3 separate regions of the Mus musculus genome follow, and regions 2 and 3 are each linked to region 1. Evidence: chromatin loops called from intact Hi-C (ENCODE). Cell type or tissue: left cerebral cortex. All regions are shown on one strand. Each heading gives the region's core, and the rest is flanking DNA. Links, peaks and the distances in the headings are about the cores only. Region 1 holds the start of Auh (AU RNA binding protein/enoyl-coenzyme A hydratase). Region 2 overlaps Auh (AU RNA binding protein/enoyl-coenzyme A hydratase). Region 3 has its middle 11 kb from the start of Gm33315.

Evidence for each region. A loop is a pair of places that touch in the nucleus more often than their neighbours do. Peaks named below come from ENCODE experiments on the same cell type or tissue, not always from the same donor. Only the 100,000 strongest peaks of a DNase experiment are listed, where the experiment ranks them.
Region 2: it touches region 1 in a loop (2.2-fold over the local background); 3 of 42 quality-filtered maps call a loop at or near these places.
Region 3: a loop joins it to region 1, with 2.1 times the contacts of the local background. A loop is called at or near these places in 7 of 42 quality-filtered maps.

The regions. Positions count from the first base shown.
Region 1 is chr13:52,924,017-52,934,164 of GRCm38, reverse strand. Auh (AU RNA binding protein/enoyl-coenzyme A hydratase) reads left to right here and starts at 4,488. Exons shown (of 10, transcript NM_016709.2): 1 at 4,488-4,710. The coding sequence starts at 4,524. In left cerebral cortex, for the core only: a CTCF peak has its summit at 4,616; DNase peaks (open chromatin) are centred at 4,509, 4,734, 5,596 and 6,284; H3K4me3 peaks cover 2,501 bases; H3K27ac peaks cover 1,619 bases.
Region 2 is chr13:52,869,343-52,879,490 of GRCm38, reverse strand. All of the region lies in intron 6 of Auh (AU RNA binding protein/enoyl-coenzyme A hydratase), which reads left to right. Among named protein-coding and RNA genes, the nearest start is that of Gm33315, 45 kb to the right of the region's middle. In left cerebral cortex, for the core only: no CTCF peak of the experiment used is centred there; DNase peaks (open chromatin) are centred at 3,714, 4,150 and 7,492.
Region 3 is chr13:52,813,669-52,823,816 of GRCm38, reverse strand. No RefSeq gene overlaps it. Among named protein-coding and RNA genes, the nearest start is that of Gm33315, 11 kb to the left of the region's middle. In left cerebral cortex, for the core only: no CTCF peak of the experiment used is centred there; DNase peaks (open chromatin) are centred at 1,421, 1,904, 4,897 and 5,588; H3K27ac peaks cover 302 bases.

The DNA of each region.
Region 1 (10,148 bases), core at 1,507-9,506:
TGGAAACCTTCCCTTTAACCAAACCACGGAATGGTCAGGTCATCAGTTTATACAGTTGTCTCATGTGCTTTTATTTGACACATGGTCTCAAGTAGCACAGGCTGGCCCTGAACTCACTGTGTAGTTGGGGATGACCTTGAACTCTGGAGCATCCTGCCTCTCCCTCCCAAGTGCTGGGAAGACAGGCGTGTACTACCACAAGCCCAGGGTTTGCTTTTGCAGTGCTCTGTGAACACCTTTCTAATTGAGCTAAGACATCCCCAGCCTTTGTGCCCCTTTCTAACCTTGAGATGTGGGTCCACACCACCAAGTAATGTTTTAAAAGTACACAGTAAGCCACAGGGAGCTTTTCCTACCCTCCCCCATGATTTCTGGATAGCAGATGAAAAATAAAACCATCGAATGGGGTCTCTTCTCAATACAAAACTCTGTTTAACTTGAGCATTTTTTTTTTAATGACAAAGGGTCTCACCAAGTATCTCCAGCTAACCTGTAACTCCCTTAGCACAACCAATCTGGATGCAACCTCATAGAAATCTGCCTACCTCTGCCTCCAGAGTACTGAGCTTAAAGTCATGGGTCACTACTCCTGGCGGCATGAGTGCTTTTAACAACAGGCAGGCATGGGGATATGGTGAGTACAAATAAAAATAACAAGACCTTTCTCGGAGAGAGGAAACATCAGCTTGTAAGGGACGATGACCTGACCTCAGGGAGCCTGCCCCTCCCCTGCAGGGGGATGATGGAATCATGGGGCTTCATCCTGACTTTGATGCAGCTCTGGTAGGCTCAACAGAAGTGCACCATGATTTTTCTTGCTGCGATGTTCATGGGCAAATGCTTTATTCAGTGAGATAGTTATGGACCTGACACAGGAGTAGCAAAGTAGCAAAAGAACGGTACTTCAAAGCCCTGCAGTACATTCTATCTGCTGCGGCTGGGGGTGGAGGTGGGGGTGATTTCTGGATTGTCATAAACCACAGAGAGAGACTGACCGAACTGTCATCTGCTGCTCTATTATGGACCTCCTAAAAGCAGTGGCTTAGCTATTGGAAATGGGTTCTTATGTAGCCCAGGCTGGATTTAAACTCACTGTATAGCTCAGGATGGCCTACTGAGTTTACTGAGTGTTGGGATTGAAGGTATACCATGCCTGGTAAGTGGGGTCTAATCTGAGAGAAAGGGAAGCCACTAAAAACAATCTAGATGGATGTGCACATCTAAGTAGTTCCAGTAAAGGTGTGGTCCTGCCCACAGTATCTGGGCTCCAGAAGCAGCAAGGAAAGTAGTCAAATGAGTTGTAGGACTGGGTGAAATCTCTTTCCAGGATTAGGTGTCTTCTCTCTCTGGCACCTTTTCCTTCTCCCTGGGGACCCCTGGGGGCCCCTGGGGAGAAATCCCCATGTCTTTGGGGCCCATTGTTTCAATAATCTCAAGGTCAAATGGAGAGACACAAATGTCTGTTTAGAACATCCTCATTCCTGCCAGGCCAGCTCTACACCTGGACTACAGCCTTCTCGGCAGAGGAAGAAACACCAGGGACAGGCGAATACAGTGGAGAAGTCATGTGGGGACAAAATGAGAAGGTGACCATCTGCCAGCCCGGAAGATAAGCCTCAGAAGAAACTGACCTTGCCAGCACTGTGACTTTGTATTCCCACCTCCACGTCTATGAGGAAATCAAATCTGTTGTTTAAGCCACCTGATTTGTGGCAGCCAGAGAAGACTGGATACCCTGTCCTGTCCCCCTTCGCACCACAGGAGGACAGAAGAGCTAGAGGACATGTACACAATTCTACCTACTGGACAAGGGCTTAAAGGACAAGAAAGAATGAATTCCAGAGGTATAACAGGATAGGAACCAAACTATAGATTTCTGGTTCTCTAGCAACAGAGAAGGGAATTCTATACCTCTTAGGAGAAGCAGGAGGGTATACTCTCAGGCTCAGAACGTGAGAGAAATAGAGAGCTTTGTGGCAATTCTCACCCTTATTTGTTGGGGTAAGTTGGGGGGATGGCCATATTGTTATCAACGGATCCAGGTGCTCCTTGCTTCTCGGCAAATCCCACCTCAATAGACACATCAGAAGCTAAAAATATCCTGCATCAAAATGTGCTTAATACTTCCCAGGTGCTAAATATGCCAGCTTAGCGAAGTGGGACTCTGCCCAGTGTCCCTTGGGTTGTCATGATCCTGGGCTGAGCAGGAGATGCTGCTGCCAGCCTTTGAAAGGATGCAAATTCACAATAGATTTTTTTCATTTGTGTGTGCATGTATGAATGTCTAAGTGTGCACACATGCATATGTGTGTGTGACTGTCCAAGTGTGCACACATGCATGTGTATGTGAATGTCTAAGTGTGCACAATGTGTGTGAAGGCCCGAGGACCTCCACACCCTGAAGTGGTGTGCCACTTCGCCTGGCTGTTCATTTGTGCCCTTTGAGATTTTCTTTGTAATGAGCCCGCCGTGGACATAAAAGGCTTACATCACTTCTGTGAGGTACTCTGAGAAAAGAATGACCCCGAGGAAAGGGTGGTGGGAGCTGGTGCAGAGTTGGTTGGTCAGAAATATGGGAGGCCTCGGATCTCTAGTTGGTGGCTAACCTGGGCAGTGTTGGGTGGCCTCATATAAAAAGCCAATTGGCCAAATAAACAAACTGGGGAAAACCCAAAGCCTTCCCAGTGCAATGAAGTCTTATAATTTGATGTTGTCTCTGCATCTGTCTTGGACATGAACTCACCTCTCTTACCGCTGAGGTGGGCCCCAGTCACCCTGATGCAGTTGGTTTTCAGTTCTCTGCCTCCCTGGTTCTTAATTTGCTCAATTTGGATGTCTGTCTTGCCTTCACTGGGAGAGCCTGAAGCACTGTCCTCACTGATTGTCACACCCTATGTTGACTGCCAGGGAGGCAGGGAGGCAGGGATGCAGAGAGGCAGGGATGCAGGGATGCAGGGAGGCAGGGATGCAGGGAGGCAGGGATGCAGGGAGGCAGGGAGGCAGGGAAGCAGGGAGGCAGGGATGCAGGGATGACCCTCTCACCATAGCCGGACTCCAGGGGCTTGCTCTAAACCCACCAATTAGAAGCCACCATGCTGGCTGGCTTTCATCCTTAATCAAGTGCTCTCTCTCCCTACTCCCTCTTCCTCTTGCTCCTTTCTCCTCCCTTCTCCCCCCACCCCTATCTCTCCCACTAGTTGGCCTCCCTTTTACCCCGACACCTCCTTTCTGCCTAGAAATTTCAAAACTAAGTTGGAGAAACAGTAACAGTAACAATCTCAACGCTTAGCGAAAGGAACATTGCGATTAGAAAAAAAGACACAATGTAACTTTCAAGAGCAACAACCTCCCCAGCGAGCAGACACTCAGGATTCCACTGGCTCTCTTCCGTTTGGACCAAAGCCAGCAGGCAGAACACCGAAGGGACATGTGCTTCGGACGTTGAAGGTAATTATACAGAATCTCTTTTTCTTTCTTTTTAAAATAGTGATTTCTTTTTCTGGGCTTTAGTGGTCTGCCTGCTTGTTTGCGTGAGGGTGCCAGATCCTCTGGAACTTGATTTACAGACAACTTTGTGCTGCCATGCAGGTGTGGGGAATTGAACTTGGGGGTCCTCCGGAAGAGCAGCAAGTGCTCTTTACCACTGAGCCATCTCTCTAGTCCTTATACCGGAATTTATATGGCCAGAGTGTAATTTGCTTGTCTGGAAGGACAGGGAATACTCTAAGGAGACATTCTATCTCTTCCTTTAGATTCAGACTAGGAAGGCTCGCTCCTCAGGGAACTGGAAAACCTCCACTCCCAACCCCCCCCCCGCCCCCCCCCCCAGTGGAGAAGGAAAAGCTTAAATTTCTCACAGATAGTGCTGGGTCAAAGATGAAAGGGACCACACATTAACTTGGGCCTGGCTATGCATGATTTTGGTTCTCTACTTCAACTTGTGTGAGGCTTCTGTCTAAAGATAAGTTCCTCCTCTGACTGGTCCTAAACTTCCCCATCTTCACCTGGGATTCAGGGAAGAGAGGAGGGAGTCCCCACTGTTTTTTTTTTTTTTTTTTTCTTTTTGAGACAGGGTTTCTCTGTCTCTGTCAGACCAGGCTGGCCTCTGCCTCCCAAGTGCTGGGACTAAAGGTGTGTGCCACCACCGCCAGGTGGGAGTCCCCACTGTTAAAGACCTTGTGGATTTTAACAATCTGATGATACACAGAGGAGGGGAACAAGGGTCTGTCTTTCGAGTATCTTCCTTCCTTCCGGGATGGTCAGTCACAAGCCTACTATGGACCAAGTGCATGGAGGCAAGACCCTCTTGTCCTCTTCATTTAAGCGTTTCCACACTTTAAAGATGCCTCTCCTTCTCTGAGCTGGCAAAACATTAATGCTACCCGGGCGGCCGAGGTAAAGAGTGCCTGGGAGGGGCCAGACAACGAGGGGCGGGGCCAAAGCGACCGACGCCTGTCGTGTGCGTGCGCGGCTCCAAGCGGGGGGCGGAGCCTGGCCGCGGGCGCCCGCTGTAAACATACAACATGGCGGCGGCGGCTCCAGGCGCTCTGGGCGCCTTGAGAACGGTTGGCGTCCGCCTGGTGGCCGCGTGCTGCGCGCGGCTCGGCCCCGCGGCCTGGGCTAGGGGTACCGCCCCGAGGAGGGGCTACAGCTCGGAGGTGAAGACGGAGGATGAGTTGCGCGTGCGGCACCTGGAGGAGGAGAACCGAGGTGAGCTGCAGGCAAGCGCGGGCGAGGCCGCGGAGGTCTGCCCCGGCTGTCACTGCGTCCCCGAGGGTACGGTGGCCTTCCGGGTTCAGCCTGCTCAGTGATGATGCTCGCGCCTGGGGTCTCTCCAGCCAAGGTCAATGCGGAGCGTGTAGTACAGGGCCAGGGTTGCTTCTTGCTGTGTAATAGCTCCCTGCTACCCCAGGCGTCAGTGCGAGAGTTGTAGGAGCTGCAGCGGGGATGCCTTTTTATTACTCGAGAGAAGCTTAAATTAGAAGCATTCTTTTGCACATATTATCTCGGAGAGTTAGTTTTGGGGGGCTGTTGCACTTCACTTAAAGAATTTTGAACGCTTTTTAAATTTTTTGCCTTGCTGAGCTCCGTGGGGGGTAAATAATGAGGCTATTCATCTTGCCCTTGGGCTGATTACAGTGGGAGGAGACAGATATATTAGTGCATGGCAAAGGGTGGAAAGCTATGAAAAGGTAAGATGCAGAGGAATATTGAGTTTCCTTTAGTTGCAGTGTCGGCTTAACTATAGTGATTGAGAAGGTGGAAGAACGTATTGCCCAAGAAGGAAGAGAGGACCACTGAATGCATTTTGACATCCATTTATTGGATGCTGGAATCTGTTAAGAAGTGGAAAATAAGTCAGTATGGCTGTCTTTTTAGAAGCTCTCCTGTGTATTGAAGGTCAGATGACGCTTGCTTCAAGGCTTGTTGAGAACCCCGAAATGCCTGCAGGGTTTATCTCTCACTGTTATAACCTAGGCTGCCCTGGAAGTTAAGATCCCCAGATTTAAGAGTGCTGGGATCACAGGGCTGAACCACAGTGTCTACTCCAAGGCATTCTGTAGGCAACACGAGACTGACAGTTCTGACGCAAAGTTCCCTGTGCTCCACCCATCGAATATATCAAGCAGAATGATAGGCACTCCATGAGGTGGTTGTGGAGATGGGAAGGATACTGTGTATTGAGGGTTGAGCAGCCTCTGCAGGGCGCTCAGAAGTATGCGGAGTCATTTTGTTTCTTGCACGTTCAAGCCTTCTGAGACAGCGGAATGGTCAAAATGATGGAGATATTTATTTGGGAAATGACAGAAGACAAGTATGGTGTGACAGAGTTGTAGGAAGCTAAGCTGGGGCCTTAGAGGCCTGGAATCATTAAAGCCTTGGATGCCAGTCTTTTTGGGTAAGCTTAGTTTTGCTGGCGTTTCAGTTATGTTATATGCTCCGGGGGTGTGTTACTTATGAAGGGGTTGGGAGCGTTGTTAGCTGTATGTATATGCTTTAGTGGGTGTTCGTGTGTGTTTGTACGCACATTCACACAGAACTTCCTGGAAGTCTTTAAGTTGGGATGCGATTGGACTGCAGGGGAAGATACAGCCCTTGGAAGATTATTTAATATTTCGATAAACTGTAATGTTTATCTTGAAGGCAGATATCAGTAATTAGGACATCCTGGCCTAACGACTGACCCAGCATCCTTTTGAGGATTGGCAGAAGTGACGGTGCAGGCTTTGCTTTCTTTTTATGTCTGAGCCAACTTATAAGTAGTGCAGAGGAAGATGCGGGAGCCAGGGTACTGCAGATGGAGTCTCTGAAAGGTGGGTGGTACAGGGACACTGAATCAGATTGTCACTGGTTTAGTTACTAGTGGCTTGCCATGGACAGACAGACAGACAGACAGACAGACAGCAAACAGCATGGCAGGGACTCAGGAGAGTTCAAGCCTTGGCTCCAGAGACAGACAACATTGAGGGAGATCTGAAGAGTGGAATCAGGCCTTATGAAGCAGGAGTTGTGGTCTTTTACAGATGTTTGAGGACGGATAGGTGTAGTTTCTCAGCAGGATCGTCTGTGTGTGTGTGTGTGTGTGTGTGTGTGTGCGCGCGCGCGTCCATCAGTATCTCCTTTGATGTAAACTCACTTCTGGTGAGAAATCTGTTCTCAGCAGGGCGCGTGATGGTCTGTGAGAGGGAAGGGGCTGCTGTGGGTATCGTGGCCTGAGTGGGAGTGGATTTTGACATTACACTATCAATAGTCTCCTGGTGCTTCTGTCAGAGCGATGAGTCCACAATGTGACGCTCTCAGCCTTTCAGGACGGTGAGAACCCTCTGGGGGCAAAGAAGCACCAGGCTTCCTTGGTGAGGTTTAGGCTGGTGACTGGGGTAGGCTCAAAGCTTGCAGCTATTGTCAGGGCTGTGTTTGTGATTTGCAGCCCAGATCCTTGCAGAGAGCCACGTTTTGGGCTTGCAGAGGCCTCTCTTAGCCCTTCCCCCTGGTCTCCTGGCTGCAGCCACCCTGTTCCCATGTGACTCTTCACCTTGGTGAGCTGGGAGTCCTTTGCTTGCAGGTCTTCTCCACCCCTGCCACACACCCCGCAGCTTCACCTAAGCTTGTTCCTCTGCAGTCCTTTCTGTTTGGGTTTCTGCACGCACTTCCCAGACTGGTATCTCCCTACCCCGAGGAACTTGGGCTGTAATGTAACCCATTTTAAAGATGTCTTTGTGAAACTGTTGCGGGTAGTTTCTGGCAGACAGAACAAAGAAGCAAGTGACCAGAGCAGTGGCTCTTAAAGCATGGCCTTCATCCTTCACGATGCAAAGATCCGTCGAGAGATTTCACTGAAACCTTTCATGGCCTTTACTTATGCCAGCTTCATTCAAATGAGGCTGGTAGACATGGCCGGCATCTGCTAGCACACCTTTCTCTATGTACTAAAAAGATATATTTCCATGCAATTTTATGAATATGTGAACTACCTAATAATAAAGTTATAGTGTCTGGGTTCAAGCCGCTGATGTCGGTGCTGGGAACCGAACTCAGGTCCTGAGAACGGCAGGTGCTCTTGACCACCGAACCATCTCTACAGCTTCAGTTTGGAACATTAAAAAAAAAAAAAAAAAAAAAATCAAACTCAAATCCTTTAGTCTTCAATGGGACACTTCATATTCCCCCTCCCAAGACACACCAGAATCATTTTGTTTCCATAAGTTTGTGTGCACTGACTGACATTTCTGCTTCTTCTCTTGTCAGGAAGGGAATTATTTTGCTAATTTCATTTTCCAGCTACTCCTTACAGGTGTGTAGGAATCCACAGGAGTTTTGTCTGTAGGCATTGTATTGTGTGCTTGGATAGCCTCTTTGCTTTGTATACTTCCCATATATGGCATGTCATTTGCACATTGAGTGGCTTTGCTTCTTTCTGAAGGTCTTCATTCCTTTTTTCTTGCTAAGTTACACGGCTGGAGCCTCGTCTGGCTGCTCTTGATCTGTGGAGGAAAGCTTTGTCAGACTTTGCCCACTCAGTCTGATGCTAGTGGTACCTACGTTTGTTTTGCCCTTTATCAGTTGAGTGAGGAATTTATAGAGTGAATTTTTAGCTCATTTTTTTATCTTGTTGAATTTTGCTAAATACTTTTTCTGGGATGATCTTGGCTTTTCTTGCTTTTAGTTTGTTAGTGTGATGAATTATTTTAAATGCCTTTCAGTAATGACCCCCACCTCTATCTCTGGAAGTAAATTCCAACCGGTTGGGATAGTTTTTATGTATTGTTGGAGTTGATATGCTTATATTTTATTTGCATCTATATTTACGAGAAGTACTGGTGTTTAGTTTTCCGTTCCTGTAATCTTTGTCCAGTTCAGTGCTAACCCTGTAGACTTGGGTAGGACATGGTGCTTCTGTTTCTGATTTTCATAGAGACTTGAGAAGTGCTCTTTGATAGAGGCTTTTCAAATTATTCATCTTATAGCAAAACAAAATAAAACAAAACACCATTTTGGGGGACTGGGAGATATAGCTTAGGGTGTGAAGTGCTTACTGTGTGCATGTGAAGCCTGGGTCCGGACCGTCAGAAGCTATCCAAATGCCCGCTGGCATTAGTGGCTGTAGGTTTTGTAATCTCATCGCGTTAAGAGGCGGAGAGAGGGAATCTTAGAGCTGAGCTAGCCAAAGCTGGCTGACTCTTGGTTTAGATGAGAGACATCAGCCTTGGTTCCACAGACAGACACACATATGTTGGTGTATTTGTTTTATTATTTTGTTGGGTTCTTCTACATCTTCCTTCCTTCCAACTTTTAGTCCACCATAATCCCTCCCAACCCCCAACACTAGGTGGGAAAGAAAGCTTAGAGGGGAAGGGGGCATAGATCTCTTTCAGCTAACAAAATCTACTACTTCTTGCTGATTAAAGGCGTTGGGTTCCTTGAGGCAAGTCCAGTTTTCATTGTCAGGATATCCAGCAGCCCAGCAATAGCAAATGCAGGGGTAGCAGCACCCACCTTCTTTGGAGCACTGGCGCCCCTCTTGGGACTCTGGTATTTATTCTCTTTCCAGAATCCTCAGAGTTAGACTGCCTGCAGCAGGCAAAAATCATGGCCCTTTTAGAGTACAAGACAATCATAGTTGGCAGCTGTGGACAGACTGAAGCAGCACATATCCCCCACCTGGGATTAAACCAAAACAATAGAACTGGGTTTTTAAAGAAACCAAAACTCGCACCACATACACACACTCACTCACTAACTAATGCGCACGCATACATGCACGCACATGTTTTTGTTTCGTTGAACTTTCTGGGCTGATTTTTGGTTCCCAGTGTTGTGGATTCTGGTGCCTTTTGCCTCTCTGTTCCTTTGCATTTAGTTTGCTCTCCTTGTTCTTTTAAGATAGTTTTGCTGGCCTGGAATTAAGGTCTTGTTTCAGCCTCCAGAGTGCCCAGGCTACAGGAGTGCACTACTACGTGTATTAAGGTCTTTTCACCCCCAGTGTGTCTGTCCTACTGATGTTCCCTTGAGCTTGAGAAAGCTCCGCTGTGACTGGGTGGAGCTTCTGCAGTCAGTGAGCTGCAGCTGGGCCCGTCTGCTGGTAGAAGTGAGTTTCTGGCTGCAGTGCTGTGAGGCATGGGTTTGTCTCTTCTCTACATAGCTCCGTTGGTTCTTCTTCGGGTGCAAGGGCATTGGAGATGATGATGTCTTAGAGGAGTGGGATCCCTGCACTATGGAAGGCTTTCTTTTGGGAGGCCGTGTCTTGCTCTGAATTCAGCTCCAGCTCCCTGCCAGCATGATTTATCTTAAACAAATGTGTCTTTAGAGCTAGACACCAAGTCTTGCTTATCATCTACTCTGATCATCGTATCTATCTACCTGTCCATCTATCAATTCATCCATCCATCCATCTGTCTGTTATTGGTGCTGGACCAAAGTTCATAAACTCAGGGAGGCTAAGTTCACATAGGTCAAGTGTTCCACCTGCTGAGCCATATCTCCAACCTGGATCTCTAGGTCCTTCAAGCCTGAAGTTACTTCTGAGATCATTGGTTATTTTGTATCACGTTTGTGCCTTCTGTTGTCTTGTTAACCGGTTTCTTCACCCTCAACCCTTGGTCTTCTGTATTTAGGTGTAAGTCTGTATCATTTTGGCCTCAGATAAAACA
Region 2 (10,148 bases), core at 894-8,893, 54 kb after region 1:
CTGAGGAAAGTCAGTCGGTTCCAGTTGGCAAGGCCTGCTGCTCTCTGGTCTCCCTCCGCCTCATCCTACTCCTGTTCTGAGTCAGGGGCATATTTATTCAACTCACTAACATAGCTCTCAGGTCCTGCCTGTGATCTTGTAGGAGGTGGCTATAGCTGTGAAGGAACAAGCTACAGAGTCGCCACAGAACTTCTTTCGCAGCCCAGGAGCAGAGCAGGGGCCTGTCCCTCAAAGTAGAAAATACTGTAGAAAAAATAAGGGACAGGGTCTGAGGGGGATGGGGCTTTGCAACCAGGAGGCCAGAGTCCCTCACTAAACAAGGTCCCATAGGCTTAAGGCTTAAAAGACCAGGGAAGACTGTGTAGCCGCAGACAGCACCCAGGCCCAAGGGTGGAGGTGGGAGAGTGCTTGCAGCCACAGCAGGATGCACTAGAGGGAGGATACATTGTGCAGGGATTGCTCACAGCACAGTGACTTCGGTCTTTATCCCAGTGAGAAGGAGACCCCGGGGAAGGCAGGTCAGCAGTTTAATAGGTTTCTCATCAGTGCACTGAAGACACACAGCAGTTAGCCGAGTCTAGAAGCAGGAAGCCAGCGCCTGTGGCATGGTTGGCTGTGGCATGGCCTGGACAGGGCTGCATTCAGATCCGGGGTGTGTTTAAAGACGAGTCTAGAAAAATCTCCTAGCAGGTTGGCTGGGAACATAATCAGGAGAGATACGTGGGGTTTTGGAAAGAGCAACTGCCTTCTCCTGAGACGTGGAACTGCAGTCAAGAGTCCTGTCTTGGATATTATTTGGATATTTGGTTAAAAACGGTTACTGAATATCTAGATGATCTCTTAAATAAATGCGGAGAAGAGGGGCATGGTCTGGGCTGGGGCTAAAACTATGGGACTCGTTGTTTTCCCCACTAACAACCTGCTCTAAAGAGAAGTCCTGAGCCCAGAAAGCCACACCCTCCATCCCCAGGGCTGGGATAAGTGGGAACTACTCTGGTCTCTTGGAGGAGGAGGCCATGTTTGTCTAACCTTGTCATAGGAGAGAGCAGGCAGGACTTAGGATTGACCACTGTGGGCCTTCAGCTGCTAAGGCTCCTGCCACTTGATACCTTAGGTCTGGGTCTTTTACATTTTGAACACAGTTAAAACACACTGAAATGTAAAAGAGTTTCAGAAAATAAATGAAAGATGAAGCATATCAGATGATTATCTCTTATCCAAAATGGTGGGAGTTGGAAGTGTTTCAGATCCAGTTTTCCGATTGTGGAGTGTTTGTATATGGATTACTCGGAAAAACTGAAATCCGAGATGTCCCCAGATCTCCAAGTCTGATGTTTGCTCACCAAAGAGTAGGGCTGTAGAGCATTTCGATTGCTAGGGTGGTTCATCCTGTACCAACAAGCAGAAATGGGAGGGCTGAGAAACCTACAGGTAACCCACTGTGTAGACAGAGTTGCCAAATGCAGCTGAAGGAGACGGAAGAGTCTGAGGTACAAACAGTGGACAGGTCTGCAGGAAGTTACTCAGAATTAAGAAAAGGAATCACAATGTTACTGAAAGGGTTAATGTCTAGGCTTCCGAAAGTCCTAGAAGGAGGGAAGAAAAAAGTGAGCCCTTATAACTGAAAAACAGAAATGGAGTGAGAGTGGACAGAGCTAGGAACAAGGATAAAGCAGGCCAACCAGGTGGAGAGCCCGCAGGTCCAGCCAGCTACACCACAGGACTGCTTGCACACTGTTTGGAGTGCAAGTAAAACTTTGTTGGAAGCAGGAGGCACCCGGGACATACATACTTATAAAGAAGCAGAGGTTAAAATGGCTAGTTCTCATCAGAAACTACTCCAGACACCAAGGGAGACATTGTGATTTGCTATAGAGGAACGCCATGTGCAAAGAGGGTGGCTTGGCCAGACCCAGCGGTCAAGTCCCTTGTCTCAGCACTCTGGATTCTGAGGCAGGAGAATTGCTATGATGTCCAGGCTAGGTCTCAGCACCTACCCCCATCCCCTCAAAAAGAAGGTAAAACGAGGTGATTCTCAGATCAGAAAAACGAACAGTTTAGATCTCAGTCTCAGTATCTATAATAACGATCCATCCATGATGGACACAGCCACATCTCGACGTAGTTGAGAGAGCTGCTGGGGAGCCTTCTCGGGCATAGATTAGATTTGGTGAAGTTGACGGCTATGTGCAAAAAAAAAAATAAAGAACTTTGATTTAATCTTGAAAATCTAGGCAAAAACATGAGCTCAAAATAGAACACAGATATAAAACCACATGGAGTTCTGAAATCCGCAGAGGTCACACACTCGTTCCCAGCATTGGAGACTGAGGGGCTTGGCTCCGGGGGCTCATGGGAGTCTCCATCGAGTGACCTGCACTCCGGAGAAGGTGGTGCTGTCAGTGCCCACCCTCATGGCCATTCCCTACTCCTTGTTTTCAACATGTAGGAACTTGTTATGTTTAAAGCACTTGCTTCAAAGGCCTGGCTACCTGTGTTCAATCCCAGAGCCCCGGAGAAAGGTGGAAAGAGAATCAGCCCCACCAAGTTATCTTCTGACCCCCATGAACTCACCATGGTGCCTGTGCGTGTCTGCGTTTACATATCACACATACAGTAATAATAAACATTCAAAAAGTGCATCATTCATTCTATCGGCAACCCGATACATTCCTCTGGTCCGGCCATTCTCACAGTAACCTGATTTACATATTTATACAGCCCAGTGTGTATGGATAAGGTTAATAAATGATCGTGTGAAGTATGGTAGAAAGCAGATGTTTGAAAATCAAACTTGTTCCAACAGTCAGGTAAAACATGTTTATCAAAGACAGTAAAAGAAACTACACCAGTTCTGCCTTAGCCCCGAGGCATGTTTTGGTGTGTCCATGAGCACTGCATCTGGGAATTGATAGTGCCCCGATTTGGAATAGGGGGATTGGGAACACATTCCTTTATAGAATCAACACACTTGGCAGCTCAGCTGTCCTATGCTTTTCTGTCTGACCACTAGCCTGTGTAGCTGACGCTGATCCAGCCCGCAGGAGGACAAGAAGGAAGATCCAAGCTGCCTGTTCGGTGCACTGTTGCTGCCTAGTTGTTGCTTGCTACAGTTTTTCTTTAGCTTTAACAGGTTAAAATTAAGGTGCAATAAACAGCACATATTTTAACACACAGCTTGGTAAGTGTTGATATAGACACAGCCATGAAGGCATAGCCACGGTGGAGGAACATGCCCTGTGCACCCCAATGTTCTCATGCAGCCCCGGGCTGCTCCCGATCTGTAAAGTGATGCTTTTATCTTCTCTCTCCGGTGGCGCTAGGGGCTGAGCTCAGCCTTGGGTGCCGGGCGAGCACTCTATCAGTGAGTCACGTGCACAGCCTAGATCATCCTGTGACATCGTACGTATGTGATCTTCTCTATTTGGCTCCATTCACTTGCACAGTTATTTTTGAGTTCATCTATACTGTGAATTTCAGTATTGATTTCCTTTTTTGTTGCTAACCGGTGATGCATTCTGTTCACGTCCACAGTCTTTCTGTCTGAACAGACATCTTTTTTCCTTTTACCTTTGGCTGGGGTGAGCAGAGCCGCCGTGAGTGGTTGCATACAAGACTCCGAATGGCTCCCTGCTTTCAGTTAGCGGAGGCGGATGCTTCTGACTGAAATGGTTCATGCCGTGAGTGTGTGCTTGGCTTTAGTGAGTTGTTACTGGTTCCAGCAGCGTGAGTTCTATAGTGGGTGGCTTCCCTTTTTCGAGACAGGGTTTCCCTGTATAGCCTTGACTGCCCTGGAATTCACTCTGTAGAGCGGACTAGCCTGAAACTCAGATCCGCCTGCCTCTGCTCCCGAGTGATGGACCTACAGGCGTGCGCCACCACAGCCCAGCAGTTCCCCCATTCTTCACATCAATCAAAGATCTGCATGTGGTGATACTGGGGAAGCCCATCATGTCTGCTCCTCGGTGGGCTGTGCTTGAGCTCCTGTCTGCAGCTGACAGAGACCAGGCTGGCTTCCTGCTTCGTTTAGCGTGTTGAGTTTTCTGGTTTTTATCTGTGGTATAAGGCACATCCCTACCTGTCCTCACATTATGCATTGAAAAGACTCTCTCTTCTGGCTTCGGGTCTCTAAGGTAGCTACATCTCCATAAAATTAGATCAGACTGGCATTCTGTTTCATGAGCGTATTTGTCTGGCTTGGTGCCAGGGCCACGTGGTGAATCTTGAAAACACCCACATCGGTTTTTCTACTTTTTTTTGGCCAGTTGTTTTGCTGAATCCTAGTCCTTTTCATTTCCACATGGTAGTCAATTTCTACAAATTCATTCCTGTTGAGTGCTGGGGATTAAACTGAGTACCTGTCACATGCCAGAGTCACTAGGCTACATTCTCCTGTAAAGGATGGAGCACATTTACTATTTACTGTATACACTGTTTTGCCAAAGCGCTCTCAGGCTTCCCTGTCCTCAAAGGTGCAGTTGAGCTAGGCTGGTGACTGCAGGAGTTCCTAGCTGTGGTCAGGGACCATCTTTCCTCTGACGTGGACGAGCTGCTAGCTGTCCATGTCTCTCAGAAGTGAGCACCGTCTGTCAAGTGGCCTTTGTCAAAGAAATTTTTGCCACTTGTAAGATCCCTCTTTGGAACTAGAATGACCGTTTACACTCCCCTGCCTCACTTCCCCTGTGTTTATTTTATTTTTTCTTTTCACAAGAAAGTGGCCTTAAATATATTTCAGGGTCTGTGGGTCACTAGACATGACAGCTGTGTGCACAGGACCTGTGTAGGTCCTGTGTCTGTCTGTCCGTCCATCTATCTGTCACCATCATGTCATACCCCTCTTCTGTCCCCACCGCTGCCTCCTGCACCTGCTCCCTCCGCTGTGCCTCCTCAGCCGGGAGACTCTGAGCTCAGGTAGACTCAGCACCTTACCCCCAGCTACAAAGGAAGTGATTCTGATAAACTCTGGCTTGAGAAGCCTTTAAAATGGAAAATATGTAGACGTGACTGACACGTGATAGCAAATACAAAACAATCTGGGGAGACTGGATTTTTAAACTCTCATTTATCTTTGTATTTTCCTATCATCACCTTTTTGTTGTTAAAAACACACCATTTCTCTCTGTTCCCTTTCTTAGTAAAGGGTTTCTTAAAAACCCCTGTGTTGCCTGATGTCACTTCATTTCGGTTCAGGCACTAGAGAACTCTTAGGTCAGTAAGTAATGATTTGTGGGTAGCTTTCCAGAGTTGTAAGCTGCAGGCACCGCTCGGCTAACACACAAGCATTTCTCGTCTATGTGTAACTCAGATACAGAGAAGTGTTTTTACCATAAAACCCTTCTTGTGGTTTTTAGCCCGTGACACTCCTCTCAACTATGATAAGGACATGTCATGACATTAACGCTAAGTAATTCGATACTTGAAGTGCGTTGTTAGGTGTGATGGACGGCTTGGCTTTCCTGGGGTGAACCGTGTATGATGACCCCATGTTACTCTTCTAGAGCTGGAACACTCAGACTCCAGGTTTTCTGCGCTTATAGCAGGACCTGTTTTTATAGATGAATTAAATGAATAGGTTTTTTTTTTCATGTTATTTTGACACCATCTTAAAAAGCATTTGAGCTGGGCGTGGTGGCGCACGCCTTTAATCCCAGCACTTGGGAAGCAGAGGTAGGCGGATTTCTGAGTTCGAGGCCAGCCTGGTCTACAGAGTGAGTTCCAGGACAGCCAGGGCTACACAGAGAAACCCTGTCTTGAAAAACCACAAAAAAAAAAAAAAAAAAAAAAAGCATTTGGAAGTATACTGGCTAGTTTTGTGTCAACTTGACACAGCTGGAGTTATCACAGAGAAAGGAGCTTCAGTTGAGGAAATGCCTCCATGAGATCCAACTGTAAAGCATTTTCTCAATTAGTGATCAAGGGGGAAAGGCCCCTTATGGGTGGGACCATCTCTGGGCTGGTAGTCTTGGTTCTATAAGAGAGCAGGCTGAGCAAGCCAGGGGAAGCAAGCCAGTAAAGAACATCCCTCCATGGCCTCTGCATCAGCTCCTGCTTCCTGACCTGCTTGAGTTCCAGTCCTGACTTCCTTTGGTGATGAACAGCAGTGTGGAAGTGTAAGCTGAATAAACCCTTTCCTCCCCAACTTGCTTCTTGGTCATGATGTTTGTGCAGGAATAGAAACCTTGACTAAGACAGGAAGAATGATCGTCCGGTCTGTAGCTAGTCCGTGAAGTTCTGGAACTCTTGATTCCTCGCAGTTCTGTATTAAGTCTCGCTTGGGTTTTTCACTTTGGCACTTTGAGATTCCTCCTCACAGTGGGTGCACGTTGCCCAGGTTTTCAGATGTCTTAGCACTGATGTTTGCAGCGTCATGGTATCCTTAGCCCCTGGGGTCCCTTCAGAGTTCCCCGAGTCCTGCGTTTGCAGAGCTGCATGGCGTTTGTGCTCTCTTCACAGGCCCTCGGCCCTGCTCCCAGCTCCATTCGGGCCGCCTTCTTCCTCCCTGGGTATTTTCATTCCTTTTCTTAAACTCAGAGTTCACGTGTTTAATTTGCTCTTGTTCATTTTTCTTTTTGAAATCACGTTATTACGAGGGACGCACAGATCAAAACACTGTTCAGCTAGGTTAAGGCAGCCACTCACACATACACTTGTGCCCACCCTAACCCTTCCATCCCAGTGGCCCTCTCTCCAGTTAGAAGCTGTACTTGGAAGCTGTGGCACTTCATGCTGGCTTTTACATCTCCATCAATTACATTTTTATGCATTAACTACCCTCTCCCCCTACACATACAAGGAGAAAAAGCTGACAGAGCTGGAACCAAGAAAACAGCCTTACGTCTTCTCTCACAACTCACGTGCCCTTTTGCCTGAACAGTCATTGTCAGTGATAAAAAGTGTGCATTTGTGCTAACTGCATACTTGCCACCCAAATTTATGTAGCACTATCATTATTATATTACATATAAAAATTCAATTTGCAGTCCTTTGTAGTAAAATATATATGTGTATTTGTGTATTACACACACACACACACACACACACACACACACACACACCTCAAGTTACTTTGGGCAGTTTCTACTCTCCAGAAGCATTATACTCTATTCCAACAGTGTCCTCTCAGGCGTTACCTGCAGCTCCTGGCTGTGGCTTTTGCTTTGTATGAGTAATGCTTTAATGCCTTGGCTCTTCATTGAGACTGTCTTTTAGGGACCTTAAAAAGAGGCTAGCAGTCATTGACAGCCCCTAGGTCCAGTTCTCATCTCTTCTGTTCAGTTTTTGTCTTCGTGATCTGTCCAGTTAGGAGGGGGTGTGTTGAGGTGCCCACTTGCTGTGGTGCTGATGTGAATTCCTCGTCTCTTACAAAGATTCTCAACGACACCGTCTTCTGAAGTGTCTGGTCTTGTGTAGTCACTGTCTCCAGCGCCTTGGTTCCCCCACGCAGTGTGCTCCCCTGTGACATCCCTGTGACAAGTACAGTGACTGACTCAATGTTCGTGGGGGTGTGTGTCTTTGAGGTGGAGTCTTGCCTTGAGGCCCAGGTTGGCTGCCTGCACCAGCCTCCGGAGGTGCTAGCTTACAGGCTCAGGGCCACCAAGTGCGGCTGCCTAGCTACTGGGTCCTACTTCTGAGCTGCAGTGCTGCACGTCCCATGGTGGGCTGGAGTTTGCCTGTGCAGTGTAGTGCATTTCATTTAGGAGGTGGCTTTACCCTGCCCTTACCTTCCTTACCTGAGCAGAAAGCCATGGAGTAGATACTCTTGAGTCCCTGTGTGTGTCTGGCTTGTTTCTTACCTCATGTCTTCAGAAGCTGTTGTGTGAGAGGCACTTTTATTTTTTGTTTCTTGTTGTGTTTTTATGTGTGTGTGTGGGTGGGGTGGGGTGAGTGCGCATGCGCTGTGGCATGCCTGTGGAGGTCAGAAGACAACTGTGTGGAGTTGACACTCACCTTCTACTCTGGGACTGGCCTCTTGTCAGGCCTGCATGACAAGCATTTTGACCAGCCGAGCTTCAAGCCCTGCCTTGAAGCCCTCAGTGTGCACCCTGACTGGTTATATTTCTGCGACTGTGAGTGAGTTCTCCACATTTGTCCTTCTCGTGTCACTGTTATTGTTTCACCTGGTGTTTCTCCCCAGATGTCTCACTGGCAGGGTTAAGTGGACCAGCAATCTGCCTTGAGTTTCTCTCTCTTAAGGTCCAATTGTTGATCACACTGATAACTTAATGTTGCAGACCTCGACCTTCATTCAACGGCACTCATTTCTGAAATTACAAGAGGCCATAAGATACAGCAAACATTGTCTGCCTTAGGCAGCTTGGTAGAGAGATGCCAAGTCTAAGTGCTTGCTGTGTAAGATGAAGACCCCGGCTTTTCATCCCCACACCTCATGTAGTTGACTGTGAAAGCTCACACCTGAAATCCCACCACTGTGGGGGACAAAAAGGACTCTTGGGGTTCATTTGCCAGCAGGCCAAATCTAATGCGCTCCAGGTTTAGTGAGAGACCCCTGGTTATTTAAAAAAGTAATGTGGAGAACCATCGAGAAAATAGCCAGTTTCCACCTCTACCCTTAGAGAGTGCATGTGTGTGTATGCACACACACACACACACACAGAACACACAGATACACACATACAGATACAGATACACAGACAGACAGACACACAGACCTGCATACAGACACACAAACACATATAGACACACACATACCACACAGATCATCTCAGTACACAGGAGGTTGAGACAGGAGGATTGTAGTAAGTTTGAGACCAGTCAGGGCTACACAGTGGAACCTTGTTTCAAAGAAAGAAAAACTTTTTAAGAATTCATGTTTAAACCTACCAAGCCTCATTTAATTTAAAAAATAGAAATAACAAATGAGCTAGCATTAATTTCTGCAGTATAGAAGGGAAGTTGCCTTTTGACATGAGCTCTGGCTGTAGCCTGTATGACTGTTTCAGGATGCTGTTGTTGTGCCATCTTAGAGGGTAAATTGTGTCCCTTTCCCAGCCTAGTAACCCTGCTGCTGCTGGTCGTCAGGACTCACCACGCTGTGGCACTTGCTGTAGAGTGTGCTGTCCGGAAGCGTGGGGTGGCATCAGCAGGGCCACTCCCCTTTCCCAGGGCTGTACAAGGTCACTAGCATCCTGTGGCAGAGGGCATCTTGAGACAGATGTGGGGGCTCCTGTTGAGCAGGGAGGTATGATGGGATGGAATGTGGCCAGGCCGGGGATATGGTCTGGTAGAGTGGCTGGCATTTTATGGAGACTTTTGGGTCCAGCTTCTCCTGGGTATGAGACTCACTCCCCCAGCAACTGAACAAGCTGAGGGAGCTGGGTGCTCACTGGGTTACACTTCCCCCTGGCTGGCTTTCAATATGTACAGAGCCATTTGCTGTTACGTTTAGCAGCAGCCCGAAGCAAGTGCCCACGAAGTGTGCCCAAACCGCCTGGCTCTCCTAAGTTAACTGTCTGTGTAATCTGTAGTGAATACTGCTTTGAGACCAGTGGTATACCAGCTCAGTGTTTCAGAAAGATGGGGAAGCTGAGCTACTGCAGAACCATTGACCTGGCCTGATGGTGGCAGTTAGGGGCCTGGAGCAGAGCTCCTGACTTCATGTGCTCGTCCTGAGGCTTTGGGAATGTGACTTGACCCTTGGAGTCTGCCCCATCATGCATGCGTGCGTGCATGCGTGTGTGTGTGTGTAGCCAGATATGTTTTACATGGCCCTGTGAGGATAGTGGAGGCTTATGTGAGAACAAACTGAGTGTTCTGGCCACTAAGTCCTGCCAGGTACAAGTTGCAGTAGGTCAGCATGTTTTAGCTGTCCTCTCTGGCCTTACTTGTCAGATACACCGTTACTCCCAAGCAGGCATCAGGAGGTGTGGCTTTTGTAGGATAGCCCACATGGCCCACATTATTTCCAAACCAGCCTTGGTGGGTGGAGCTCATCAGAGCAGGTAGTGAGTGTGGGCCGGTCTCTCTCTCTCTCCTTCCCTCCCTCCCCGCCTCCCCCCTTCTGTGGTGTGTGTGTGTGTGTGTGTGTGTGTGTGTGAGCCATGTGTAGCTATCAGGCATTTCCTCAGTTGCTCTCCCCCTTGTATTTGTGACAGTCTCTTGAACCTGGAGCACACCGATTGGCCATGCTA
Region 3 (10,148 bases), core at 1,235-9,234, 110 kb after region 1:
TTTTGCACATACTGAAAAATATTTTATAAAGTCTGTGTGTGTATGTGTGTGTGTGTGTGTGTGTGTGTGTGTGTGTGTGTGTGTGTTACACTCTGCCTTTCTGGAAAAAGTTCCTCTGGGCTATTGAGTTGACATCCCATGCTTGGTCATGATAGGACCAGTCCTGAATATGAACTCACCAGACTTTGGGCAAAGTTCCCTGTGCAGATGCGATAGCATCCAAGGGTCCCTTTTAGAAAAAAACAAAAACAAAAAAACAAAAAACAGGGGGATAGGAACTATGGGGAGAAGGGGAGAGGGAGGAAAGAAATGAAAGGGAGGGAAAAGACGGAGGAAAGGAGGAAGGATGGAGGGGGATGTGAGGGAGGAGGGAAGGGGATGTGAGGGAGGAGGGAGGGGAACATGAGGGAAGAGGGAGAGGATGTGAGGGAGGAAGGAAGAGGGACAGAAGGGGAGGAGAAAGGAAGAGTACCAAGAGAAAGATATAGAAAGGAGAAAGTAGGAAGGAGGGTGAAAGGAAGGAGAGGTTTGGTTAAGTTTCATGGTCACTTCTTTCTGAAGTGTCAGAGAACTAAGTGTCTTCCTATTTTCTAGAATGCACACTTGGTGCTTGGCCCTGAAGTACTTTCAGGCAGAAGTGTCATGGAGAACGAGGTCTGTGTGCCGGGCTTGTAGAGCCCCTTAACACTGCCCTCTCTTGTCCTCCCATCTCCCCACCCCCACCCCCACACAGTACATTGTGGGTGCTAATTACTGGTCCACTCCAGTGGAACGGGAGACTGTGTTGATGTTACACTAACAGTTTATGCTCAACAAGCTCTGTGTGCATGTAATAATTACAGCATATTTGTCTTTGGTATTTCGCAAGCATTCTTTCTGGATAATACTGGCAGGATTAAGTAACAGTTTCTCGCCAGCGTGGTTGCTCAACTGCATTAAACGCGGATGGAGCACGGATGGAGCGCTATGACGCTCACAGCCTGGCTCCCCCCCCTCCCCCCCACCTCTGACCTTTTGCTTTTCTTACGTATAAAATAATCTATTGTCTGTGCCTATTGTTCCTATCCCAGATGCCAGGAAGTACTTCAGCAAAACATTTTGCTTTCGTGTTAAAGGACAGCCTTTACGGTGGTGAGGAGTAAGCTGGGCAGGCAAGCCACCAGGCTGCCAGCAACCAGGGACTTCAAAGTCTTCCTTTGGGAACTGTGGGGGAGCTGACATTTCTGCTTCTCTATATCCAACATTGGCAACATGTGCGGGGGGGGGGGGGGGGGATGAGAGGGAAGGGGCGCAGGGGGCGGGCATGGTTGTAATTCTGTCTTGGAAAAGGTCAGCAGGAGACACACTAGCTACATTGTGTAGCCCCGGTACTCTGATCCCAGACACGTGCTCAGGAGCCTGTTACGCAACACAGCCCACAGCCTCAAGGCCATTTTGCACAAGTTTCTCCTTCCCATAAGTTTACAGCCTCCTGAGATCATTAGCTTGTGACATAATTCTCGCCCACAAACACGGGCCGCTCAAACAGAGCAGAAATTCCAAAATAAAGCACTTCAGAAATAGCTAAGCATTTTTTTTTTGGACTTTTTTTTTTTGTTTTTTAACCTTTCCTGCACGATTCACGACTGTTTTTTTAAAGCCACTGAGTGAAACAGAGAACCCTACTCAGGGGTTTCTTTTTTTCAGTGTGGGAGTTTGGTCCGCGAAGGTTCCTGTGGGAACTCTCTCTTCTGCAGTGTTTTGGTTTTACCTGTGTTCTAGCTTGCTGTTGAAAAGCCAGGTCTACCTCTCTGTCTGATAAGCTAACGACTAACACACAGTGGCTTTGGTGGACATTTTTCAGAGTCCTGAGGTGAGGCCTGACATGTTCCCACATACAGTGGAAAGTTACTGTGGTGGCTGTCACTGAGTCCAGGGGACCAGAGACGCAAAGTAAATGCCACGCTGTGGCAGGTTTTTAATGTTATCGAGGGAGTTTGGCCCGACACGATGATGTGTCAGGATTCTTTGTTGTGAATGGCACAAGTCCAAACAAAAGTAGCCTGGATCAAAGAAAACTGTCACTTGGCCAGCAACCCTCAGCAGGAAAGGGCAGGACCATGAGGACAGTAGAACCAGGCTCACAGGGCTGGAGGGACACCCTGCGTTTCCTGTCGTGCCTAACGACCAGGGTATAGCTTCATTCTCTGGTCCGGTTTTACAGCTTCCAGCCCACTGGAGAGTAGAACTCAGGTCCCTGGGTACAGAGGCAGTTTATTGACTCGGCAGTCTCCCAAGCACCACCACCTACCCCCGTTTTGTCTGTGTAGTTCTAAGGGTGGCCTTGGCTGACAGCAGAACCCGGAAGCCTCTGCAGCCTCCACCACAGGGAAATGGGAAGAAGGGGGCCTGGGTGTGTAAAGGCCTTTGGTCCAGCGAGAACCCAGATTAGCTAGAAGTTCTAGCCACTTTTGGAGAGGTCAGGCCAGCCATGGGGACAGGACCCAGTGGAGATGACAACCCCTGAATCAGAATGTTGGTGGTTGGGGACATGCGCAGACATGGTTTAGATTGACTGACTGGGGAGAGGGGGTACTTAGACCCAGCACCTGTGGTCCAGCTTTCCCACCCCTACTCTGTCTGCCCAACACCTTCCTCATGACAGGGATATTCCTCATGTCCTCATGTCTTCCTCATGACAGAAATGTTCCTCTTATGTCCCAGCGTCCCCACCAGAGAGAGTGGTATTATGTCCTCTCTGGATACCGGAAGAGGACATGGACCATGGCGGGTGGGGGTGACATGATGTCATGGGTAGCCCTAGTTGGACCCCTGCCCTAGGTCAGGAAGACAGTGTGGGGGACATCTGCCACCCTTAGCTGTGGTCATCAGTAGCCAAGTGGAATCTGGCAGGGTCCATCTAGGTTCCTGGATCTCTGAGTGATACACGCATTTCTCTGTTCACCTCTGTGATCAGTGTGTTCAAGTTCTCCAGTGGGCAGCTTTCGAACCCCAGGGAAGCCCTTGACTTGTCTGGTATCATTCCTGTTGCTACCAAGAGAAAAGTCTTTGACACACACACTCGCTGTCTGACACACACACTCGCTGTCTCCCGGTGGTTCAAGAGTGGTTCCAGAGTTTTTGCAAAGTTCTGATTTACCTGGCTGTAGGCAGTTTTATGTGTTCTCTCCAATGTCAGTGTTACTTATTATAAGCTCTTTGTGTGTGTGTGGGGGGGGGATGGGGGGGAGAAGGGGAGCCTGGAGAGAAGTTCTGGGACTTTCAGGGCAAGATGATCTGACCCAGCAAGTGAACTTCTGCTAATACCATGGCCTGTTTCCTAAATAAACTTCTGAGGAAGAGAACTCAAGGCTTCCTTTCTTCTGAACTGTTTGCATACCCTAAAGCTATGTGATGTGGGAAGTGCCCACGTCCCCTTTCCAGAGGCGGTGTCTTACCTCGAAGAACATGCTTTGTGCTAATCGGATTGGTTCTTTGGCTTGCTCTGGCCAAGGCTGGGTGGGGTTTGCAGGTGGAGAAGCAAGACCCTGCAATCCCAAAGGCCCTGGCTGCTTCCTGCCTCCTCCAGAGGGTTGCCCACTTCTCTCAGCTTCACAGCAAGTGAACACCGAGGGTTCCTACCTGCCTGGTACGTTGACCTGGCCCCACTGACAGCTAGTAATGGGGTTACACACTGACTTTTGAACCACCCTCTAGAGAGTTGCATTCTGGCTTCTCATAGCTGAAATGTTTGGCTGGAGAGTGAGGACAGCAAATATCCTTAGCTGAGGCTGACTATGTGCACCCACAGTGACCTATGAACTGGCTGCTCTGAAAGACCAGTGACAAATATCAAGCTGCTTCCAGGAACGAAAGCCCACTCGAGAAGTCATGTGCTTTTGGCAAAGACAAGCTCCACAGAGGACCCCAAAGCCCTTGGGCTTTCACCTGAGAATGACTCTTGTCCTGGCTTCCCCAAGAAGGGTGCATGCATGTGTGGTGCGTGCATGCATGTGTGTGTTATATGATGGGTGTGTGCATGCTCATGGATGTGTGCATGTGTGTGTGTTATGTGTATATAATGTGTACATGTGATAATGATGGGTGTGTGCATGCTCATGTATGTGTGCGTGTGAGTGGTGTGTGTGTGTGTAAGTGATGTGTTGTGTGTTTTGAGTGGTGTGTGTATGTGATGTGTACATGTTTGCATATGTGTGTTTGGAGCGTGTGGAATGTATGGCACGTGTGTGCCCACACAGGTGTGAATTGTGTACTGAGAGTGTGCATAATTTCCCTTCACAACTGTTTTGGAAAACAGGGCCAACACAACAACTAGAGGCTCCAGCATGGTGGTTCCTTGCTCAAGGGATCTTGTAATCACATGACTAACAGGAGGGGTTCTGGAGATGGCACGGGAGGCCAGTGATTGCCTGGTGGTGGCAAACTCCAGGGTTTCGAGACACCAGTGTCATGTCCTTGTTGCCTAAGGAGCCACTCGCAGGGATGGGTTTATTATCTGGGCTGTAAAGTCTTAAATGCCCAGCAGCAGCAGCAATTTAGTATATATACAGTCTTGTGTGTGTTAGCTTTCTAACCTGGAGGAGAAACACGGCATCATAGATGCAGGTTTTTCAAGAGGTGGACAGAGGTAAGTTTAGTGGAAGCTAAAAATGACCTAGACCTGTGGCCAGATGGGCAGGCCTGCCAGGCACTGAGATGTCCCACCCCCTACCATGCCCTCTCACCCGCATGCTACCTGCCCCCAGCCTGAAGAGCCCCACCTCTCAGGGGGACAGTCTGATTCTTCTAATGTTACCCATATGTCAGATTGCTGCCCTCCTGCTGTGTTTCAGGCCCTGCTGCCTTTCCAGAGAAGAGCATGAGTCACCACAGGGGCCAGAGAGGGAGGGAGGGGCCCCGGTCACCGGAAAAATAGAGTGGAGCAAGAGCCTTTTTATAGCTTTCTGAGTAGGCTTTCCTTTCCATAGGTTAATTTTTATCTGAACAACCCAGATAAGGTTGGATGGCCTTTTTACAAGAAAACTATTTAAATACAAGGGATTGTTTGGACAGCTTTTTAAAAGGCCAAGGGCATTTTCTTGCTTGCTTGTCTGTGTGTGTGTCTGTGTGTGTGTGTTTCAGTTTATAAATAGCATACATTGATAGTTAATGGCAATTTTCAATGCCATGTTTTAATGTAATTCCTTCAGCACTAACTTTGGAGCCCCCCAAACACAAAATTGTTCTTATCCCAAGGGACTGAAACCTTGCGAAGGTCAAGGGTTGCTAGCGCAGACCCTTTGAGACCCTGCCCTGTGTTCCAAACAGATGGTGATTTTTCACATCGAATGCTATTCTGGTGTACTGACTTAGGAAAATTATCTTAAAATAGACTTGAATGAGCAGAGCCTGCAAGAATAAGCTGTCAGCTTCTTTTTTACTCCTGGAAGGGGCGGGGGAGGGGGCAGGGAACAAAGCTGTCAGCGATTTCCACAAGTTGAGGAATCTGTGTACTTTCTTATTTTAGAGAAAGCTTTTTTTAGTGGGACTGTAATTGAGTCCCCTTACGTCGTTGGGTGTCAACAAATTACCATCTGTTCTGGAGATACTCAGTTGTGAAGCCCAGCCTTGCCAAATACCAAGGAGCAACTGCTCGCCACTGCGAGTGAGCTGGCTGAGCATCTGGACCATGGGAGTGTGGGCAAGCATCCAGCCTCCTTTACTCAGGTGTTCTGTGAGTTCTGGAACCTGAACTCTGCTAGCCCAGGACAGCCCAACCTTAGGGTCCTTGGGCAAGGAGAGGTTGACAGAGCCTGGAGCATCTTCACAGAGCATCATGTTGAGCAAGAAGCTAGATTTGGAGATGCTGGGCACACCGAAGCGAGAGGCGACCTCAGCCGAGTGGGTGGGGCCCTAGGCGAGTGAGTTCAATACATTGAGTTGCCATGGGGCAACATGCTGGATTTGGAGGGGATGCCAAAGTGCTCAGCTTTCTCCGAAAGGTGGTACCATCCCGCTCTTCAGATTCCAGGAACCAATCAGTCTTGGGTTGAAAATGGTTCTACCTATAGCAACACTGTAGACTTGGCCCATCACGTCTTCCTTAGATAGAATAGAGCATCTGTTTGCTCAGCATTCATACCCTCTGAAGTACTACAGGCCATCCGAATATGAGTTACGGCCTCCAGGAGGCTCCGCACAGGCTGCACATGCAAGGAGCTCGCACGCAATGATTTCTATACCTACAGACATGGTAAAGCCCGTTCTCCAGCAACACCGAGAGACATCTCAACTTGTTGCAGATTTTGCAGCAGTCAGGATGATGTGTGACAGGAACGGAGGGCAGGGGTCCTCGGCCTAGTGTGTGAACAGGGTTCTCTGTGACATGATCTCAGCATGCTGAAGGGGCTGTAAGAAGGAAAAGCTGAGCCGTGACCTCCTCTTCTTGGAGACGGGCCTCTCGAATATGGGACTCAGGAGTGGCTCTCCCGAGTGGGGACTAGGCACACCTAGTGCCCAGATTTGGTCCCCTTTGAAGGCTAAACTGTGACCATCCCAAGCTCCCCTGCCTCTTAGTTAGCTCTGTGCCTTCAAGTGAAAGAGGGTGGCCCAGGCTTTCTTAAACTGGAAGGGAGTTGAGTGGCTTGTAGGTGCCTAAGCTGAGTCCTGTAGCATGCACCTGAACCCAGGGAATGCACTGGACTCTATGTGCATAGAGAAGCCCCGGCCAGTGACGTTCTCAAAGCAGAATGCTCTCCTATAGGACATCAGATTCTGTTTTCATGTGACTTTGATTTTTTTCCCCTGTTCTAACCCCTGCCCCACCCCCATGTTCTATCAAATTAAAGGAAGTGGCCATGTGTGCTGCACGCATAGGTGCACACACTCCTGGCCTGGGCAGAATGACATCTCTGAGGACACAAAGGAAGCAGAGAGATCCATGACTGGATGGGTCTCCAAAGGGCCCGTGTCTCAGGGGAGTCCCTCAACCTGGACATCTGTCATCAGCGACCAGTTGCACTGACAGAGTCACCCAGAACCCCTGTGGCAGTGGGGGCTGCATCTGGCAGGTGCCCTCAGTGACTGTCAAGCCTCGGTGGGATCCATGGTGGCTTTTGCTCTTCACTTCCATGGGAAACGGTCTAGCATTCTGGAGGTCTCCTGTTAGCTGCTGGATCACTTGACCCGAAGCTGTTTGTGAACTGTGTTGATGAGGGAGGTGGGTAGTCTTTACCACGAGCGCTTTCCCAAGGCTGAGTGGAGACGGAACCCATAGGCTGCTTCCAGACTCACGCCTTTTCCAGTACGGAGCTCGGGAACTACCAGGAAAAGCTTCCAAGTTCCTAAAATCCTACAGTGTGCTCTGGGCTCTTCCAGACCCTAAGGATGTCAGCACCTACCCCCTGTCCATACTTGTGACTTCAGACCTAAAGCACATCACAAAAGCTAAGGCTCTTAGATATTTTAGAGCGGTCTATAAAAGGACACATCAACAGAGCTAGACCCCACGTGTGCTTTCTTTAGGGGAAAAAATATTAAGGAATAAGGATATAATACCCGAAAAGATGCAGTGGTCAGACCAAGGATGCTGGGATGACCTTTGACCCTGAAAAGGCTGAAGTGGGTTTACCCATGGACCACTCAGTTCCCATGGGGCCAACCAGCTCACCAACCTGTGCCTGGGACAGGAGATGAAGTAGGTTACCTACTTCAGGAATGTGTCTCTTAAGAAACAGTGTGGTCGTGAAGAGAGGAAAAAAAGTAGCACACACAGTTACGGTTTGTAATATTGTGACAGGACCTTGCCATCTGCAGTGCATCAGTGGGCTGCCTTCACGGCTATTCTGGGATGCCTGTGGATGGATGGCTCTGGGTTAGATCTGCTGCTTTCGGTGGTTTGAATGACTCCTAAGAGTTCATACACAGAAAGCTTTGTCCCCAGGGTGTGGGCATTAAGAGCTGGGGCTCTCTTTAAGAGGTGAGGTCAGGTAGGAGGTGGTGGGTTACTAGGAACACTGTATGTGGGAGGGGCTAGGGATCCCAAGCTTTTTCTCTTAAGACCTTGCTGTTAGAAAGGACTGGCTGTACCTGGTTTCCCTATGTTGTATTTTATTTTATTTTATTTTATTTTATTTTATTTTATTTTATTTTTTGGTCTTCCTGATTCTTCCTGCCTGTGCTCCTTCTGTGAGGCCATCTAGCAGAGGTGACTGTAGGCAGAGGACCTTCCAGAGCTGCCACCACACTGTCTAAGCTTCCTATCTCCAAAACTGTACATGAAACAAACCTCTTTAAAAATAAATAAGAAAACTTCCCAGCCTCAGGTATTTTGTTATGGCAACAGAAGCATCTGTATCTGGTGGCAGGAGTGTACACTGTTGGTACATGTGTTGGGCCTCTTCACTGTAGACCTGGCTCCTCGGGGATCTTAGGCACCAGGGCATCAGTGGAGATCAAGCCCCACACCCACTCTGGACCATAGGGACCTTCCTGCCATTTGCTCTTTCCATATTCCTGCCTTGCACTTTCTGGGAAGAGTGGACATTTTATCCTTATTTTTCTTGCTTAAGCCTCAAAATCTTTCTCCCACCTCTCTGCCCTAGGGGTTTTCCCAGGGCAGCCCATTTCTTAGAGTTTGTATAAGCTGTTCCTAAACAAAGTCAACTCCTCCATGAAGGTCTGTGGCTGCTGGTGACCTCAGACATTTCAACTCCTTGAGCCAAGTGCTGAGGGGGGGCACCCCTAGGGACACTCATCTGGTCAGCATCTTTCTGAAAGAAGTGGAGATGCTGTAGCCTGAGGGAGGGGTCTAGAAGTCAGTCTTATTGTCACCATATTAGAATACTGGACACAGTGCTATTTAAGTAAGGAAAATGTGTTTGGGCTCATGGCTTCAGAGGTATCGTTCTACCATGGAGGGCTGGGTGTGCTAAAGAAGATCTGCTGACATCATGATGGCCAGGAAACAGTGGACCAGCAACAGGAAGGGACCGGAACAGTCCAGACAGGCCCCTAGGAGCCCATGTGTCTGACCAGGCTCCAACTTTCCACCGTTAGAAAGTGACCATCTACTGGCTGATCATCCGTTCCAATGTCTAATCCAACAGTTGGACTCTTGGTTAGGTCAGAGTCCTTTTTATCTGTTTTATCTTGGGAACACCCTTAGAGACGACATGGGGCAGACTTTATCAGTCTCCTAAGTGTCTCTCAGACCAAGTTAACTGTCACATGGAGGATGGGAGCCCAGGCCTTCACCAAGCCAGGCTTCCTAGGAAGAAAAATGCACACAGCTAGAATTCCGGCATGGTTCCCGTCTTAAGCTCAGGGGACTGAACTCAAAGGACAGTTTTGCTCTGACATTTTAGAGCAACCTGGGCAACACAGTGAGACCTTGTCTGCCCCCCAAAATGTATTTAGTTAAATTTAAAAATAAAGAAATGAAGGCTGGCTGGGCGGTGGTGGTGCACGCCTTTAATCCCAGCACTTGGGAGGCAGAGGCAGGTGGATTTCTGAGTTCGAGGCCAGCCTGGTCTACAGAGTGAGTTCCAGGCTAGTCAGGGCTATACAGAGAAGCCCTGTCAAAAAAAGAAAGAAAGAAAGAAAGAAAGAAAGAAAGAAAGAGAGAGAGAGAGAGAGGGAGGGAGGGAGGGAGGGAGGGAGGGAGGGAGGGAGGGAGGGAGGGAGGGAGGAAGGAAGGAAGGAAGGAAGGAAGGAAGGAAGGAAGGAAGGAAGGAAGGAAATGAAGGCCGGAGAGCTAGCTTACTCATCAAAGTGCTTAAAAAAACAACCCACAGAAGAAGCCAGGCATGGCAGTGCATGCTTGCAGTATCGGGGCCAGGCATGGCAGTGCATGCTTGCAGTACTGGGGCCAGGCATGGCAGTGCATGCTTGCTACAGTATCAGGGCTGAGAAGGCAGATAAGAGACTCCTGGGCTTTTGGCTGGCCAGCCTAGCATATTAGGCCAGTCCCAGGCTATTGGAGGACCCCGTCTTCAAAAACAAGGCAAATGGCACTTGAAGAACACCACCTGAGGTTGTCCTCTGACCCCCACCATATGTAGATTCTTGTCCTCTATACACATGAACATGTGTACCGGCATACAGATGCAGGCACACATGCACACATTCAAAGGAATGTGTAGCGATTCAGCACTGGAAGTAACATGTCT